2 separate regions of the Homo sapiens genome follow, and region 2 is linked to region 1. Evidence: chromatin contacts called from ENCODE Hi-C or POLR2A ChIA-PET data. All regions are on one chromosome and are shown on one strand. Each heading gives the region's core, a stretch centred on a gene start or an enhancer-like site at or near the end of the contact. The rest is flanking DNA. Distances are from core to core; before and after follow the strand shown. Region 1 has its middle 38 kb from the start of ERMN. Region 2 overlaps LOC105373712 (a long non-coding RNA gene).

Region 1 (5,458 bases), core at 1,363-3,862:
CTGAAGTACCACTTTTATTTATTCATGTTGACAAAACATCTTCTGTAACTGGGTAAAAGAGTTTAGGGCTCTGACCTTTAAATTTCTTCTACCCTTTGTGCTGTGGCTAAATGGAGCTGAATATTTCCTAGATGCCATAGCTGGTAAAACGGGATGTTTACAGTTACATTAAGACATACAGAAGTAAACTTCGTACAGTTTTCTACAACTTAAGTCTACTTTCATGATGTCCTTATGGAAATTTGATGGCATCATTTATAAGGCTATAAAACTAAGTTTACCAAAATACCAAGGGCCATGAAATTCAAGGTAGACATTTTCTATAGGAAGCCTTGTACAATCATATTTGTACTTCAAGGACTTAGTCTGAGATCCCATGCTATTCTTCCACAAAATACAAAGAATCCTGGGCATTATCCCTGTGATACAAACACAGATTGCAGACTTTTTCTCTTATTTGTTACTGTTCACCTCCACAAATACAAAGCCTTGACAAACATAATGTGATTATTTCAAATTCTCTTCACAAAGAGTTTAGACCTTTGCATTGCCTGGCAGCCTGGTAAACTGCTCCTAGATTAGCCAACAAAGAAGATAAAAAGAAAGAAAGAAAGTGAAAAAAAAAAGAGAGGAAAGGCCTGAAGTGTAGTGGCTCAGAGCTTTAATTCTCTGCCGTTTTGCTTTCAGTGTTCATAAAGATTGGCTCACTCGACTCATCTTTCACTAAGAGAATTAACTTATTGAACCAAAAGATTAGGTTCGGATTTTTCTTCCACTGAGGAGCTCATTAGAGCTTCTAAGTATGCCTCTCTTGAGAAGACTCAGTTTAAATTTTTCTATTAACAGAGACACTTCATCAGTCTTGGCCACCTTTTGAACTCATTCAGTTCAAAACTTCCGCAGTTCAAAAGTACACAGAAGCTGATAATTAGAAATGCACACTTTTTGCACTTTTCAGGCATATTTCAGGCCTTTATCTTCTATTTTTTTCATCATCTTTGCCTTCACATTTTCTTTTTTACTTTTATTTTGTTTTCTCTGCATTTTTTACATCTCTGCTGACCAAATTTTATTAAGATTAGATAATATGTTGGTGGGGCTTAGTGAAAGAAACACTGTGCAAAATCTATGGTCTTGTGTAAAATGTAAAGACAGAACTAGTCTGTTATAAGAAGGAGATGGAAAATTTTACATACCCTAGGATCCCTGGTCTTCCTACAATGATAACAAAAGCTAGAGACAATATTTACTTTTGTTCCTACAGGGGTCACAATGCAGTGCTTCATAATTCTCTCATATCTGGTCAATGCTTCCTCATTCTCCAACCTTCTGCTGTGTAGATACTCCTTATTTTTAATGTTACCTTTGAACTCCTACCATGAAATGCAGTGAGCACCATAAGATAGACTGAGAAATAAAGTATGGAAATTGTTGCCTTGATTCCTTTTTTTATTTTGTAAATCACATCAATCAGAGGAGCACATTGGTTTTACCCCTATAGTATATACTAAATCTGACCACCATTTTTGCTACTCATCTGCCTGCAATGGTAATCTAAGTCATCAGCTGTTTTTGCCTATACTACTGAATATTTCAAATACCTAAATGATTTGCCTTCTTTCATTCCTATTTCCACCCCCATCTAACCAGAGTAAGCTTTTAAAATATAAATTAAATCATATCACTTCTTTGCTTAAAACTCCCCAATTGCTTCTCTTTGAACTTGGGTTAAATCCATTCACTTCCACAATTATTCTTGAGGGATCTGTCTCTTGCCTACCACAGACCATATTTCTTGTATTCTTGAGGGACCTGTCTCTTGCCTACCACACTGGCCATATTTCCAACCACACTCTGACTTCTGTGCTTCAGCCACACTGGTCTCTTTTCTCTAAACGTGACATGCTTACCATTGTGGTTCCCTGTTCTATAATTGTTCTTCCTGCCAGGGTTCGATTGGCAGGCTTCCTCTCATTCAGTTCTTCACTTCTTAGAGAGCTTGTCTTAGTTACCTAATCTAAATAAGCTCTTCCTTGTCCCCATTTTCCTTATTCAGTTATCATTAATTTTCTTTACAACTCTCATCTCCATCTGAAATTATGTATTAATTTATGTCCTTGTTTACTGTTTGCCATCTTAAAACAGAATTGTAGGTTTATTCAAGCATTGTACTCATTTATCTTGTTGACTGCAGTATCCTGTGTCCTGAAAACAGTGCCTGGTACTTTGTGGATACACAATAAATATTTGTTGAATGAATGAATATCCAAAGAGAGTCATGCATTGAGAAAAAAAAGAAGATATGTGGCATCTCCTACTTAGATCATGAGATCTTTATGAGTTAGCCACAGCAGGAAGATTTGTTTCAACCCAGTCTATGTTATGAACATAAAGATATTTAAATAACTCATCCTCATGTCATTTCAGTAACCAAGAATTTACTGCAGCTTTTCAGCTGCTCAGTGAAATGATTCCCAGAGGCTAAATGTGTAACACATTAAAATAAACATTTTTTTAAAACACCTTGGATGTGTGTATGACAAAAACCACACAGGGCATCTATTTTTAGAGTAATATGTCACGTGATGCTTAATTATTATCTCTGCTTATGCCAGAGAACAAGAAGTGTGTCATGACAGTCTCCTGGGTGTTTCCCCTAGGATTTCTTGTCTAAGCTGTAACTCAATTTGGCTTGCACCGCTTAATATGAAATATAAAATAATTGGTGGTTCTATACTTATGAGTCATTCAGGAAAATCAAATGGTAGAAAAAGTTGGGGAGAGAAAGAGGAGAACTGAGGAAGAAGAGCTAAATGGTAATAAGTCAGTCACCTAGGGGGATGCTGAAATTTTTTTGCCTACTTGAAAATTTTTAATGTTTCATTTTCTTCTGTGCACCAAACAGGTACTCTATAGTTGTTTGAAAAAGTCTATTTTGCTAACTGAGGAAGACAAAATCAATGATTTAAACTGCTTCTGGATTATTGGTTAAGAGTATTATAAAGATTTTTCAAGTTAAAAAGAATTAGCATACTGGTAAAATTTAATTTCCACACCTTGAAAGTCAAGTGATAATTTCTCAGTTTTTCAAATGGGGAAACCGAGTCTCAGACAAAGAGATTTGCTTAAATTCAGCATGTAAGAGCTACGGTGGAATATGTAAAACACTTAGTTATGTCTGTATATGTTTATATCTTATTGTCATTTCTCTTTGATCTCACTTATTAATAAAGGGTCTGGATTAGGGGTGTCTGTTGGAAGAAGTAATAGTATTTCAATTAGGCTGTATTAGTTTGTTCTCACAATGCTATAAAGAACTGCCCAAAACTAGGTAATTTATAGAGGAAAGAAGTTTAATTGACTCACAGTTCTGCATGACTGAGAGTGGGGGGTTCAGGAAACTTACAATCATGGTAGAAGGGGAAGCAAATATGTCCTTCTTCACATGATGGTTGGAAGGAGAAGAATGAGAACCAAGCGAAGGGGGAAGCCCCCTTATAAAAACATCAGATATCATGAGAACTTGCTCACTATTATGAGAATAGCATAGAGGAACCGCCCCCATGATTCAATTACTTCCCCCTGGGCCCCTCCCATAACACATGGGGATTATGGGAACTACAATTCAAGATAAGATTTGGGTGGGGGTGCAGCCAAACCATATCATTCTACCATTGGCCCCTCCCAAATCTCATGTCCTCACATTTCAAAGCACAATCATGCCCTTCTAAATGTGCCCCAAAGTCTTAGTTCATTCCAGTATTAACCCAAAAGTCCATGTTCAAAGTCTCATCTGAGACAAGGCAAGTCCCTTTTGCCTATGAGCCTGTAAAATCAAAATCAAGTTAGTTACTTCCAAGACACAATGGGGGTACAGGCATTGGGTAAATGTTTCCATTCCAAATGGGAGAAATTAGCCAAAACAAAGGGGTTACAGGTTCCATGCAAGTTCAAAATCCAATAAGGCAGTCATTAAATCTTAAACTTCCACAATGATCTCTTTTGACTCCATGTCTTTGACTCCAGGTCATGCTGATGCAAGAAGTGGACTCCCATGACCTTGGGCAGCTCCACCCCTGTGGCTTTGCAGGGTACAGCCCCCTCCTGGCTGCTTTCATGGGTGGCGTTGAGAGTCTGTGGCTTTTCCAGGCACAGAGGGCAAGCTGTTGGTGGATCTACCATTCTAATGTCTGGAGGATGGTGGTCTTCTTCTAACAGCTCTACCAGGCAGTGACCAAGTGGGGACTCTGTGTGTGGTGGTGTCCAATCCCACATTTCCCTTCTGCACTGCCCTAGAAGAGGTTTTCCATGAGGGCTCTGCCCCTGCAGCAGACTTCTGTCTGGACATCCAGACATTTCCATACATCCTCTGAAATCTAGGTGGAGGTTCCCAAACCTCAATTCTTGACTTCTGTTCATGCACAGGCTCAACACCAGGTGGAAGCTGCCAGGGCTTGGGGCTTGAACCTTCCAAAGCCACAGCCTGATCTATACCTTTGCCCCTTTTACCCACAGCTGGGGTGGCTGGGATGCAGGGCACCAAGTCCTGAGACTGCACTAAGCAGCAAGGCCCTGGGCCTGGCCCAGGAATCCATTTTTTCCTCCTAGGCCTCTGGGCCTGTAATGGGATGGGCTGCTATGAAGGTCTCTGATATGCCCTGGAGACTTTTTCCCCATTGTCTTGCTGATTAACATTCAGCTCCTTCTCTATCACATCACCAGGCTGCACACTTTCCAAACTTTTACACTCTGTCACCTCTTGAATGCTTTGCTGCTTAGAAATTTCTTCTGCCAGATACCCTAAATTATCTCTCTCAAATTCAAAGTTCCCCAGATCTCCAGGGCAGGGGGAATATGCCACCAGTCTCTTTGCATAGCAAGAGTTACCTTTATTCCAGTTCCCAACAAGTTCCTCATCTCCATCTGAGGTTACCTCAGCCTGGACTTCATTGTTCATATCACTATCAGCATTTTGGTCAAAGCCATTTAACAAGTCTCTAGGAAGTTCCAAACTTTTCCGCATCTTCCTCTCTTCTGAACCCTCCACATCTCTAGGAAGTTTCAAACTTTCCCACATTTTTCTGTCTTCTTCTGAGCCCTCCAAACTGTCCCAGCCTCTGCCTGTTACCCAGTTCCAAAGTTGCTTCCGCACTTTCAGGTATCTTTGTATCAGTGCCCCACTCTCTGTGGTACCAATTTACTGTGTTAGTCTGTTCTCACACTGCTATAAAGAACCCCTGAGATTGTATAATTTCTAAAGGAAAGATGTTTAATTGACTCACAGTTCCACGTGACTGGGGAAGCCTCAGGAAACTTACAAGCATAGCAGAAGGAAAAGCAAACATGTCCTTCTTCACATGATGGTTGGAAGGAGAAAAATGATGGCTGAGCAAAGGAGGAGGCCTCTTATAAAACCATCAGATCTCGTGAGAACTTGCTCACTATCATGAGAATAGTA
Region 2 (5,458 bases), core at 1,664-4,163, 120 kb before region 1:
TGGGGTAAAATGTGTGATATAATATGTTGAAAAAATACAATTTCAAAATTGTTTGAAGAAAATACTTTCAATTATGTTAAAATACAGTTCTGTGCTAGCCTTTCCAGTAATTTATGGCTTCAATCGAATTCATGACAAAACATCAGATAAAACCAAATTGAGGGCCATTCATCAGAATACTTGACTGAATCCAGGTCTTTCTTATTCGTAGCCCATGTTACTACTACTATAATGCGCTGTAAATCGGCTATACTGAGTGCCATCATTATTAATCTTGTATAGTTTGCTCTTTGATTTGAAGTCTCCTAATTATTATTAAAAATACAATATGGAGTGTATGTTTAGTGTCCTACTCCTTAATTTCTCACTTGTGATCACTTTAATGAAGTACTTCTCTTCCTAATGGTAATATCATATTATTTTGTTTACTTTTAGTAATGAGTTTGCTGAATATTCTGAATTTCCCTGGGGCATATATATGAAAGTAACTTTTTTTTTCAATTAAGCTTTGTCAAATTTCTCTTTTACTTGGGCAGATCCTGTGATCTTTTGGTTAGGCTTCTATAAAAAAAACAAAACCATAACAATTCAGTGTTAGAAAAGCTTCAATCTCAATCTAATTTAGAGCTATTGCCTCCAACATCACAGATCAGATATAAGGTGTCGGGAATAGAAGACGTGGGTGTGGTCTGCCTTCAGGATACTATCTCTCCTTCCCTCTTCTAGGGTTCCACAGTTTGTGGTGATTTGGGAAAGAAAAGAAAGGACAAGTCTCTCACATTTAATAGTGCAGCTGAAGTTTGTCCTCTGTAAAATTTTGACTGTTTATCTGGTTAATGTGGACTGGGAGGCAGAGGTCTCTATCTGGGAGTTTTCAGAAGCCCCTTAGGGACCTCACCACTGCACAGTCATTGATATCTCATACATGGAACACTCCCCAGCTCCTGCTGCTGAGATGTGCTTTCAATGGCCAATCCTTGTGGGTAGAATTTGTCAAGATAACACAAACCTAGCTACTTCTCCCAAGTTCACATGGCCTATGGAGATACACATGTGGGTTGCCCCAGAGCTGTGCTCTCTCCCTTTTCTAAGTCACTTTTTTTTCCCCTCAGTTCAGGTAGGTACAGTGGCTTGATTGGCAAGGCCACTGCAGGTGCAGATGTCAAAGCTAGAAATGTAATTCTGGCCTTCTCTTCCTATAGGCACTCCTTCCAGGCTTTAAGAGTGGTTCTCATGGCAGCCCCGAAGTTGGTTCAGTGGTGAGAGGCATGTCTTGGTGGAATAGATAGAAAACTGAAGTATTACTCCCTTCCCACCCCTACCAAGGCCACCTTACACCTCTAATCATTTCCTTCTTCTCTGTTCCCACCTCAGTCTTCCTTTCAGACTTGACTGGAGAGGGAGAAGGTCCAGTTTGGGGTGATGATTTAGAGCAGCAGAGCCTTTACCTGGTTGTGTCTTCGTAAGCCTTAAAGAAGGTGGTTAGCTCCAGTTGTTCTCAGTTCTCCAACTTCTCTATTTTAATATTGTGGCCTTAACTGCCAATTTTGGGATAACAGAAAAACTTGTACTCAGTAGCCTGTTACATTTGTGCACTTTGGGGAACAAAAATTGATATAAAATTGAAAACTTCTCATCTGCAACAGAAGCTGTCAAGAGAATGAAAAGGCAAGTCACAGACAGGGATACAATAATTACAAAAGATGCATCTGATAAAGGACTGTTATCCACAATATGCACAGAAATTGTAAAACTCAACAATAAGAACACAAACAACCTGATTAATAAGCGCGCAAAAGATTTGAACACACTTCACCAAAGAAGAACGAAAGATGGCAAATAAGCATATGAAAAGATACACAACATCATATCTCATTAGGAAATGCAAATTATTAAATGCCTAAGGTAGTCTTCTTTGGGTTAAATCTGCTTGGTGTTCTATAATCTTTTTTGGATTTGGATATTCATATCTTCCTCTAGGTTTGGGAAATTCTCTGTTATCCCTTTGAATGAATTTTCTACCTCTGTCTTTCTCTACCTCCTCTTTAAGGCCAGTAACTCTTAGATTTGCCCTTTTAAGGCTATTTTCTAGATCTTGTAGGCATGCTTCATTGTTTTTCATTCTTTTTTCTTTTGTCTCCTTTCACTGTGTATTTACAAACAGCATGTCTTCAAGTTCACTAATTCTTTCTTCTGCTTGGCCAATTCTGTTATTAAAAGACTGATGCATTTTTTGTATGCCAATTGCATTTTTCAGTTCCGGATTTTCTGTTTGATTCTTTTAAATTATTTCAACCTCTTTGTTAAATTTATCTGATAGAATTCTGAATTCCTTTTCTGTGTTCTCTTGAATTTCTTTGAGTTTCCTCAAAATAGCTATTTTAAATTTTCTGTCTGAAAGGTCACATATCTCTGTTTCTCCAAGACTGGTCCCTGGTGCCTTATTAGGTTCATTTAATGAGGTCATGTTTTCCTGGGTCGTCTCAATATTTGTAGATATTCATCTGTGTCTGGGTATTTATCGTAGTCTTTGCAGTCTGGTGTTTGTACTGGTCCTTCTTGGGAAGGCTTTCCAGATATTTGATAGGACTTGGATGTTGTGATCTAAGCTGTATCTGCTTCAAGAGGTACCTCAAGCTCAGTAACACTGTGGTTATTGCATACTTGTAGAGGTACTGCCTTGATGGTCTTAGACAAGATCTGGGAAAATTTTTTGTATTATCAGACAGGGACTCTTTTTCTCTTCCCTTAGTTTCTCTTAAACAAATGGAGCCTCTCTTTCTATTCTGAGCCACCCAAAGCTGGGGGTGGAGTGATACAAGCTCCCTTGTGGCAATCACCACTATGACTGTTCTCAGTCAGACCTGAAGCCAGCACAGTACTGGATTTCACCCAAGGCCTGTTGCAACCACTCCCTGGCTACTGCCTATGTTCTCTGCAATCAGCAAGTGGCAAAGACAGCCAGGCCCGTGTCCTTTCCTTCAGGGCAGCAAGTTCCCCCAGGCTCCAGGAAGGCCCAGAGGTGCCACCCAGCAGCCAGGGATTAGAGTCAAAACCCTTAGAAGTCTATTATACTGCAGCTGAGCTGGCATTCAAACTACAAGATACAGTCCATCTCACTCTTCTCTCACCTTTTCAAAGGCAGAGGAGCCTCACCTCTTGGCCACCGTCACCACAGGCCTACAGGGAGTACTACCAGACTACCACCAATGTTCCCTTAAGGTACAAAGTCTCTTCAGTCAGCTTGTGGTGAATGCTGCCTGGGTTGGGACTCACCCTTTAGGGCAGCGTGCTCCCTTCAGGCCCAGGGCAGGTCCAGAAATGCCATCCAAGAGCCAAGTCCTGGAATTGAGGACCCCAAGAGGCCTGCTTTGTGCTTTACAACCCTGTGGCCAAGGTGCATGACAAAGTCCCCTTTGCTTTTCCTTTCACTTTTTTCAAGCAGAAGAAGTCTCACCCATAGCCATCATGGCTGGGAATGTGCTGAGTCACCCAAAGCCAGCAAGTTTCAGAGTCTCCCCCAAGACCCTCAATGTAGTACCTGCATATTGCTGCTGGTTATTCAGGACCTAAGGGCTCTTCACTTAGCAGGTGATGAATGCTGCCAGGAAAGCGTCCTTTCTTTCAAAGCAATGGGTTCCCTTCTGGCCCAGGGTATGTCTGGAAATGTCATCTAGGATCTAGGGCCTGCGAAGGGGGCCTCATGACTCCAATTGGTGTCCTATCCCGCTGTGGCTGAGCTGGTATCTAAGATGCAAGACAAATTCATCCTCACTCTTTCCTCTCCTCTCCTCAAGTGGAAGGAAAAGGTCTCTTGTGGAGCTGTGAGCTATGCAGCCTGGCGTTAGGGAAGTGTTAATAGCAGCCCTGCCTTAGGTGCTGCAGTGTCTCAGTAGGTCACATGTCCCTCCAGTCAACTGTCTCTGAGCCCAGTTTAGCCCTAGGACTCACCGAGGAATTGTAGTCCTTGTGACCTAGAATGCCTTTCGAGTTTATTTAGAGCCCCAGAGCACTTTAGACCATGGTGGTGAGGCTTGTGGGAACTCAAGTTCTTACCACTGGGATTGATGAGAACTTAGCTGATGCTCCTTCCTTGGGTGGGTGATCAGCTAAGTTTGGACTGGTTTTCCTTTCTGTTATAACAACAGCACTGAGTTTAATGCCTCACAATTGCTGCACTCTCCCTCCCCCAGTTCATGGAGAAGCTTTCTGTACCATACCACTGCTGCTGGGGTGGGGAGGTGGAGGGGAAGGGTTATGTCTTTTTTTCTACTTTTTCAGTGCCCCTTTCAGCAATACAAAGTTAAAACCAAGTACTACGAGTGCTCACCTGATTATGGGTTCTTATGAAGATGGTTTTTTTGTGGGTAGATAGTTGTTAAATTGGAGTCCTTGGGGTTTGGGAGGGGAGCGATTGGTAGAGTCTTCTATTCTTGATCTACCTACCAGGAAATGTAAATTAAAGTGACAGGATACTACTATAGGCCTATGGGAGTGGCAAAAATCCAAAACACTGACAACACCAAATGCTGATGAGAATGTAGAGCAACAGGAACCCTCATTCATTGTTGGTGGAAATGCAAAATGGTACAGCCGCTTTGGAAGACAGCTTTGCAGTTTAATGTAAAACTAAACATACTCATACCATAGAATCCAGGAATTGGTCTGCTTGGTATTCTCCCGAATAAGTTGAAAATTTAAGCCCACACAAAAACCTATACATGGATGTTTATAGCAGCTTTTTTCATAATTGCCAAAACTTAGAAGCAACTAAGACGTCCTTCAATAGGTAAACAGATAAAGAGACTGTGGTACATTTATATGATGGAATATTATTCAATATTAAAAAGAAATGAGCTATCAAGTCACGAAAAGACATGGAAGAACTTTAAATGTATATTAGTAAGTGAGAAAAGCCAACGTGGAAATGTTACATACTGTTTGATTCCCATTATACGACATTCTGGTGAAAACAAACTGTAGAGACAGTAAAAAGATCAGGGATTAGGTGGGAGGAAGCAATAAATAAGTGGAGCACAAGGCCGGGCGTGGTGGCTCACTCCTGTAGTCCCAGCACTTTGGGAGGCCGACGCGGGCAGATCACGAGGTCAGGAGATCGAGACCATTCTGGCTAACATGGTGAAACCACATCTCTACTAAAAATACAAAAAATTAGCCAGGCGTGGTGGTGGGCTCCTGTAGTCTGGGAGGCTGAGGCAGAAGAATGGCGTGAACCCAGGAGGTGGAGCTTGCAGTGAGCCCAGATCGTGCCACTGCACTCCAGTTCGGGCGACAGAGCAAGACTCCATCTCAAAAAAAAAAAAAAAAAAAAAAAAAAGGGGGGAGCACACAGGATACTTAGGGCAATGAAACTATTCTGTATGATATCACAATGCTGGATGTATCATTATACATTTGTCAAAACCCATAGAATATACAACACCATGAGTGAACCTAA

What was found. A loop is a pair of places that touch in the nucleus more often than their neighbours do. ChIA-PET counts read pairs that join two places held with the same protein, here RNA polymerase II (POLR2A). Pooled maps may share reads with other maps.
Region 2: a loop to region 1 is called in a pooled map, with 2.0 times the contacts of the local background. The contact joins two enhancer-like sites. A Hi-C loop is called at or near these places in 6 of 37 single-sample maps with no recorded cell type and 2 of 50 pooled maps. POLR2A ChIA-PET finds 5 or more read pairs at or near these places in 4 of 52 experiments (OCI-LY7, activated CD4-positive, alpha-beta T cell and activated naive CD4-positive, alpha-beta T cell).

What each region holds. Positions count from the first base shown.
Region 1 is chr2:157,360,870-157,366,327 of GRCh38, reverse strand. No RefSeq gene overlaps it. Among named protein-coding and RNA genes, the nearest start is that of ERMN, 38 kb to the right of the region's middle. Within about 2 kb of position 2,612, at least 2 of the 41 ENCODE cell types and tissues checked have a DNase peak (open chromatin) inside an H3K27ac peak, as active enhancers do.
Region 2 is chr2:157,478,291-157,483,748 of GRCh38, reverse strand. The region is part of intron 3 of LOC105373712 (a long non-coding RNA gene); the gene reads left to right. Among named protein-coding and RNA genes, the nearest start is that of CYTIP, 37 kb to the right of the region's middle. RefSeq lists a silencer at 2,765-2,824 and enhancers at 2,985-3,034, 3,175-3,304. Within about 2 kb of position 2,913, at least 6 of the 41 ENCODE cell types and tissues checked have a DNase peak (open chromatin) inside an H3K27ac peak, as active enhancers do.